3 separate regions of the Homo sapiens genome follow, and regions 2 and 3 are each linked to region 1. Evidence: chromatin loops called from intact Hi-C (ENCODE). Cell type or tissue: heart right ventricle. All regions are shown on one strand.

Evidence for each region. A loop is a pair of places that touch in the nucleus more often than their neighbours do. Peaks named below come from ENCODE experiments on the same cell type or tissue, not always from the same donor. Only the 100,000 strongest peaks of a DNase experiment are listed, where the experiment ranks them.
Region 2: it touches region 1 in a loop (4-fold over the local background); 18 of 110 quality-filtered maps call a loop at or near these places.
Region 3: a loop joins it to region 1, with 5 times the contacts of the local background. A loop is called at or near these places in 104 of 110 quality-filtered maps.

Annotation. Positions count from the first base shown.
Region 1 is chr11:72,724,047-72,726,546 of GRCh38, forward strand. All of the region lies in intron 3 of ARAP1 (ArfGAP with RhoGAP domain, ankyrin repeat and PH domain 1), which reads right to left. Among named protein-coding and RNA genes, the nearest start is that of ARAP1-AS2, 25 kb to the left of the region's middle. In heart right ventricle, CTCF peaks have their summits at 1,353 (motif pointing right) and 1,556; a DNase peak (open chromatin) is centred at 1,366; H3K27ac peaks cover 74 bases.
Region 2 is chr11:73,235,637-73,238,136 of GRCh38, forward strand. It overlaps P2RY2 (purinergic receptor P2Y2), which reads left to right. Exons shown (of 3, transcript NM_002564.4): 3 at 1-2,500. Among named protein-coding and RNA genes, the nearest start is that of P2RY2, 19 kb to the left of the region's middle. RefSeq lists enhancers at 1,573-1,622, 2,208-2,500. In heart right ventricle, CTCF peaks have their summits at 1,481 (motif pointing left) and 1,680; a DNase peak (open chromatin) is centred at 1,445; H3K27ac peaks cover 2,500 bases.
Region 3 is chr11:72,788,356-72,790,855 of GRCh38, forward strand. All of the region lies in intron 1 of STARD10 (StAR related lipid transfer domain containing 10), which reads right to left. Among named protein-coding and RNA genes, the nearest start is that of STARD10, 4.4 kb to the right of the region's middle. In heart right ventricle, no CTCF peak of the experiment used is centred here; a DNase peak (open chromatin) is centred at 1,506; H3K27ac peaks cover 1,340 bases.

The DNA.
Region 1 (2,500 bases):
CACATACACACCACTCCATGTCACCACTGAAACTGCACAAATCCCTACATGCTTCTACATCTTAGTAGCACACACTCTCAGAACCTGTCTGAATGTGTAAATGCACAGACATTCTACTACCCTGACAGCTTGTACTACCACCCACACCCATCTGTATGGGTGCACACACAGACTGGCCCAGACATGCCTCACACTGACTCGAGACACTGAGAGTACACACATGCACACGCATCCACCCCCAAGCTCCACTGGGGAGCCTGGAGATGACCGGCCTCAGCCACCACATGACCTTGTGTGAAAGGCCCTAAGGTTGAGAGAGTGAGTTCCCCATCATGAGGGGTTGCAAGCAGGGGTAGGAAGGCCATGTCATGAGACACTGTGATGGGACTCCCACAAGGCGGGGGTGGGCAGGAGCAGTGTTCCTCTCTACATGCCATGGAGCCTGGGGATCACAGGAAGGGACTGAGAGCGGACAAGGTGGCCAGTCAGGGTCCATGTTGGCCCCCACCCTGATCACTACAGCACTCAGTCTTGGCCTGGTATACACACATGAGGCTCCATCTGCTGTGAGTTTTTCCTACCACAGGGCTTTGAAGACCATACACTCTCTGAGTTGAGTGTGTACAAAGCTGAAGACTGCATATGCCCATGACTCCAACTGCCAAAGACCCCAGGACACAGGAAGCCAGGCTTGGTAGCTTACCCACTACCATACTCTGCCGTAAGGAATAGTCCCAAATTGCAGGAAATACTTTTCTTCCAATTCTCTTAGCACAGAACAGATTTTGGGTACTCAAACTACAAGGGGCTAGACCTTTTCCCGACCATGGCGCCTGGCCTCCTCCTCATGTTGCCTAAATGGCTATGTTCAGACAGGCTCTGAGAGTAGGCATTGGTACCCTGGAGCCCTGGGGTGTGGACAGGACTTCCTCCTACCCAGCAAGCCTCCTGAACTCAGATGTCAGTGCCAGGAGGGCCCAGAAGTCTATGGAGGACCACAGAGGGCACCTGATGGGGAAACAGGCCCAGAGAAGCAGGTCCTCATCAGAGTCACAAAGCTAGCTGGGCCCGACCCAGGCATCCTGCCTCCCAAGCAGGAACCCAGGCCTCCACTGCCCGTCCGGGAGTCACAGGAAGGGCCTGAGAGGGGACCTGGCCAGGGCCCTGCTTCTTCCCTTTGTTCACCCACTTCCAACCCCAGAGACAGACAGACAGACTTTCTCTTCTCTATCCTCTTCTCTCTTCTAACCTCTCTCTCTCTCTCTCTCTCTCTTTTTCTCTCTCTCTCTCCCCCCCACAAGCTGATGGGGTTGAAATAGAAAACGCTCCTGCATGCAGAAGAATGGTCACTAGAGGGCGCAAGGGCACCAGGAACCTTCAATCTGAGCTTCCCTCCAGGTTCCTGGAGAGACCCTATACCTGTTACGAGTTGTGTGAACCCAGGAAGAGCATGTACCCTTTTTGTGCTTCTACCAATCAACCCTCAAAACACCACAGCACTAGCTTGGTCTTCAAGGCCCCCTGACTTAATGCTCCTCCCTGGGTGGAAAGAATCTCCCAGACCCTCCCCACAAGGCCCCCTGAGTATGTCCTTGGCATGGATCCAGCCAGGGCCCCCTCCCTGCTCTCCCTCTGATTTGTTCATGTCCTGCTCGTAAAGCCAGTACACAAATCTCCCAGAAGGTCTGCTGCAGGGATCATGGAGACCATAGAAACACAGAGCCCAGCAGAGTGCCCAGCAATAAACAAACAGGGACCAGGAGACCTCTCTCCGCACACCCCTTCCTCCTCCAAGAAGCCTTCCAAGATTAGCCTCACTTCGCCCAAGTGCTCCACCAAATCTCCCTCACCCCAAACACATATCTACCCTGTCTGGGGATGCTCCCTGACAGCCGGGCATCCCAGCAGATGGCAGGAAGGGAGGGCGTCTGTGAAGGAGATTAACATGGAATATCCACAGGAGCCAGAGGAAACTCAAGAAAACACAGGGTACCAGAAGCCCCAGAGGGGAAACAGTTCTGAGGAGGGAGGGCATGCCAGATGAGGCCTGAGAAGTGTCCCAGGATTTGCTGACATTTGGCAGTGGGAGAAGGGGACAGGGTGTGAAAGAGCACACCACCAGGACCTGGGCAGTCCCCTCACCCCCAACCCTACCCCGCAGCTTTCCGTTTCCTACACATGTTGCCTCTTGATGCCGGCATGGACCCCGATACCCTGCAGTATCTCACAGTTGCCAGGTCCCAAGCTGAACTCGACTTCCTCCCAAAGTCACTTCTGTCCTTGGGTCTCTGGATCAGTGATGGCACGACTGTCCACCCAGCCACCCAAGACAGAAACCTGGAGGCCTCACTGGCACACGCCCAGCAGCCCAGGCACTGCGCTGAGTACCTGCACAGCTCTCCCCTCCTCCTGAGTCACCAGACAGCAATCCTGTCCTCCGAGCTTTGCACACGCTGTTCCCCCTGCACTTCCGAAGTGCCTTTCTTACCCCAGCACCAAA
Region 2 (2,500 bases), 510 kb after region 1:
AAACAGGCCCAGAGAGGAAGGTGGCTTACCAAGATCACATACCAGAGTCTGGAGCTGAGCTACCTGGGGTGGGGGCCAAGTCACAGGTTGGCCAGAAAACCCTGGTAAGTAATGAGGGCTGAGTTTGCACAGTGGTCTGGAATGGACTGGGTGCCACGGTGGACTTAGCTCTGAGGAGTACCCCCAGCCCAAGAGATGAACATCTGGGGACTAATATCATAGACCCATCTGGAGGCTCCCATGGGCTAGGAGCCAGTGTGAGGCTGTAACTTATACTAAAGGTTGTGTTGCCTGCTGAGCTGTGCCCTATTGTGTGGTCGGGGGATGAGGATATGGCAGGGAAGCTTTCACCAGCCACACAAGGGTCCTTTCTCCAATCCGTTCCCTTCTGCCACCTGCCTTCTCACTAGCTGTCTCAGGAGTAGTCTCATATCAGGGATCCTCTCTCCAGGCCCCAGGTCATCCCCCACTGTAAAGCCAGTTGGCTTCTGTGCCTGACTCTGTGCTGAGCACAGAGAAAAGTCAGGTGCAGTCCCAGTCCTTGAGATTTCCCAGTTTAGGTGATGGCCAGTCATGTGCTGGTAAATGTTAAGCCATTTAACTGGAGCTCCGATTTAACTGGGAACCCCTTCTTTGTAGAACTGCCCATTTCCATGGTGCAAAAACTCTTATGGCCAAATTCAAACTATAAACATGATGTCAACTTCCTTGTAAAATTCCTGAAAATTTAACAATTGGTTCTTGCAAGCAGGTACAAGTCACTCTAGCACACCACTGGATAATGCCGAGTGGCTGGGGCTGTGAGCCAGGGGGTCAGGGAAGGGTTCCTGGAGTGGGAGACTCCTGAGCTGTAGCTTCTGAGAAAAGCAGCTCACCGGAAGAACATCCACACACAGGATGCATCCCAGGCAAAGACATGGGGCAAGAGGGCAGGGTGTGCATGAGCCATAAGCAGGCTGGACAGCTGACTCCAGGCTCAAGGCAGGGTTGGGGCTGGGTCACAAGGAGGCCAAGTTAGGGCTCCCTCCTTGCCCTGACCCTGAGGCTTCCTTTGCACTGGGGGTAAATATGAAAGAGATTCACTCCTCCTCCTGTCCATCGTCTGCCTTCTGGGAAAATCCCAGAATGGCAGGGTGGTGCTCAGGCTGGGTCAGGACTTAGTATGGGGGAGATGGGTCTCACCTATGATAGGTTCTGAGTCTAGCCAGGACCACTCTGGGCTGACGTGTGGCGCTCAGCTGGACAGGGCCCCGCCCTAGCCTTTGGAAAGGGACAGGGCAAAGCTGACAGGCCTCACTCTTGATCTCAAGGACAGGGACTCCCTCCTCTCCCTCTGGGAGAGCCCTCGCCCTGTGGCCCACTCTGCCTGCCCCCTCTGACCTCTCCACCCTTCCCACTCTGCCTTGTGAAAGGCAGGACATCCCCAAAGCTTGCTGTATTTGGAGCCTGACTCCACAGCGCCCTCATGTGACAGAGACCCATCACAGACCATGACCCAAATGATTACTCTGTACTGTGCCAGGTGGGTGACCTGCCCAGAATAGTGTGAGCTATTCACCTCTCACCTTCTAGGTTCTATACTTCTGTTAATGTAGCCGATGTCCTTCTGAGTTTTTTTTTTCTTTTTGAGACGAAGTCTTGTTCTGTCACCCAGGCTGGAAGTGCAGTGCTGCGGTCTTGGCTCACTGCAACTCTCTGCCTCCCGGGTTCAAGCAATTCTCCTGCCTCAGTTTCCCAAGTAGCTGGGATTACAGGTATGCGCCACCACACCTGGCTAATTTTTGTATTTTTAATAGAGACAGGGTTTCGCCATGTTGGCCAGGCTGGTCTCAAACTCCTGACCTCAAGTGATCCACCTGCCTCAGCCTCCCAAAGTGCTGGGATTACAGGTATGAGCCACCGCACCCGGCCCCTCTTGAGCTTTCTTAATGATTGCCTGTTACAAACCACCCTTGAGCCTTTCCCACAGGCCCGAGCCACTCCACAAGGACACAGGAGGGGCTCGTTCACCATCTAATCCTGTGGCAGGCACAGGTGGGGGTGGATACTGGAGACCCTGGGTGAACCAGGGGCACCTCTGGAACCCAGTTGGACTGCCTGGCCCCTTGGTATGCACGTCCCACCTTGCTGCTCAGTGCCCAGGCCACTTGCCTTGTGGGTGAAGTTCCTGCCCTGATGCCTCATGCTATTTTCAGCCCAAGTAAGACCATAATTTTCCACTCCTGGCCCCAGACCATTGTCCAGCAGTGACGTGAGGGGATCTGCCTGCCCTCAAAATATCTCCTATTACCCTCCAATATTCCCTGCCCCCTTCACACCTCCCTAACCTGACATCACTTCCTGGGCTGTTGACTCATGAAGGCCACTGTGAAAGGGCACGTGAGTTGCCCATCCACTGAGCAGACCCCAGGGATTATCCAGCCCAGCTGCAGACTCAAGGCCAGAGATGGGCAGGGCTGAGCCCAAGGTCATTCAGCAGGTCAGCGTGGCGCCTGGATGT
Region 3 (2,500 bases), 64 kb after region 1:
GACAACCTACAGACCTCTGTCACCTCGGTGCTGGTGTGCACATTCTCCAGGAGCACGAGTGACTGAGGCCTATGTGGGAGCTGGGGTGTGGCTGTGTCGCACTGCAAGGTTTCTCAATGTGGGTGAGGCAGTGCCTTGGGTGTAAGATTACCAGATTTAGCAAATATTTGGGATGTACTTATAGTAAAAATGTATTTGTTGCTTATCTGAAATTCAGCCTTTTTTTTTTTTTAGATGGCGTCTCACTCTGTTGCCCAGGCTGGAGTGCAGTAGCACGATCTCAGCTCACCACCACCTCCCAGATTCAAGTGATTCTCCTGCCTCAGCCTCCCAAGTAGCTGGGACTACAGGCATGCGCCACCACGCCCGGCTAATTTTTGTATTTTTAGTAGAGATGAGGTTTCACTATGTTGGCCAGGCTGGTCTCAAACTCCTGACCTCGTGATCTGCCTGCCTCAGCCTCCTAAAGTGCTGGGATTACAGGCGTGAGCCCCTGCTCCCAGCCCATTTTTTTTTAAAAGATAGGATCTTGCTCTGTTGCCCAGACTGGAGTACAGTGGTGCAATCATAGCACACTACAGCCTTGAAATCTGGGACTCAAGTGGTCCTCTCTCGTCAGCCTCCTGAGTAGCTGGGACCACAGGTGTGCACTGCCACGCCCAGCTAACTTTGTAATTTTTTGTAGAGATGGGGTCTCCCCAGGCTGGTCTCGAACTTCTGGCCTCAAGCAATCCTCCTGCCTTGGCCTCCCAAAGTGCTGGGATTATAGGTGTGAGCCATTGTGTCTGGCCTCAGTTGTTCCATCTAAGTTGGGTGGACTAATAGAATTTCTGTCATGACAATGAGGATGAAGTGAGTTAATCCCGTGGAGTGCTTAGCACAGTGCCTGGCACACAGTGAGTGCTCAATAACTGCCACAGCTACTATCAGTTCTCAGTTCCTGAGCTTCCTTCCGCCAGGTCTGGCATCTGTCTCCGAGGCCTGGCCTCTGTCCTACATCTTTGTTCCTCAGTCTGGAGGCAATGATTTCTTTCTCCTGAGTGGGGTTAACCTAGAGCCTGGAGGGTTGAGAGGGAAGAGAGGTAGCTGAAATGACATCTTGTCCCCCTCCCTCACCCCCAATCCAAGCAGAGCTGCGAAAGGCCTGGTGTCAATGGCATTTGCTCCTTGCACCCACACAGCCCCTCCTCAATGTCTGACAGCTGCATGCTGGGACAGCAGTGAGGCACAGGGGGTCTGGCCATGTCTAGCCAGAGGGCAGCATGGCACTGAGAGGTCCACATTCCAGGGGCTGGCTCCCAGGACCGCGTGAGGACTGGTGTGGGTGGAATTCTCTAGGGGCTCTGTCTGAGAATGGGGCTGAAGGCTCTGCCCTGGGTCAAGGTTCACCCTAGGTTCCAAACCCACACCTGGAACAGGCCTGCAGCAGGCTCAGCTTCCATGGGCACTGCTATCTGGGGACTCCTGCCAACCACTGCTCCCTGCCGTGAGTCCCTGGTGTTCTGGGTCAGCAGGTATCTCCACAGGCTTCCCGGGGGAAGACTGCCTCTTTCAGCACCTTCTAAATTTAGGGCTTGGGCTCCGTGACTCACTCCTCTGAGCCTGCTTTGCTCCCCTCCTCCAGGAATGTGCTCCCACAGGATCTGCATCCTCTGCTGCCTCAGACTGATGAAGGCCCCACAATCCTGCAGCAGCCACACGCACACCAAGGAGAGCTCTCGGCCCCACTCGCCCCAGACCGGCCCTGGGTTTCTCCCGACTGGGCCCTGTACTCTCCTTCCCTTACCTCTCCATCTTCCCAACCCTCCCTGCAAACCACAGCCCACCCAGGTGGCTACATTGGGAGCTGGCTCCAAGCATGACTATGAGGGTAGTGGGGGGAGGAGAGGTGGAATCAAGCCCTGCCCCCTCCCATGTGGCTGTGGGCAGAGCCCTCACCTGAAGTCAGGAGGCTTGAGTTCTGGACCAGACTCACGCTTACCTCGCCGTGGGGCTCTCAGTGAGTTCTGGCCTCTCTGGGATTCTCTTTCCTCCTCTATAAATAAGGAGTTTGAACCAGACTTCCATTAGGGAAGCTTGAAACAGAGCTAAAGTGAGCACAGGGCCAGGCCTCCAACTACTAACAAGGTGGGCCGGGGGGGTATCTGATGTCAGGCCCTGTCTCCCACCCAGGCGCCCCTCTTCCCCCAGCCCCTGCTCCATGAGGGGAAACGAGGACCAAGAACCTGCTGTTAGCATTCATGGACTTCTGCCATGCAGGGAGGAAGCTCATGCACAACCCCACACCCTGAAAGGGCCAGAAAGAGCCCAGGATCTTGTTCTGGTCTGACTGTCCAGGGCTGTAATGTGTAGCTTTGAGTAAAAACCATCTTCACTCTTGGCCTCAGGTTGTGGGGAAGAGAATCATGTGCATGTGCAGGTGTAAACACTCGAGACATTTCTCCCCTGCCAGCTTCCCAGAACTGGAGGAGGAGATGGGGACATGGGTCCTCCCTTGACT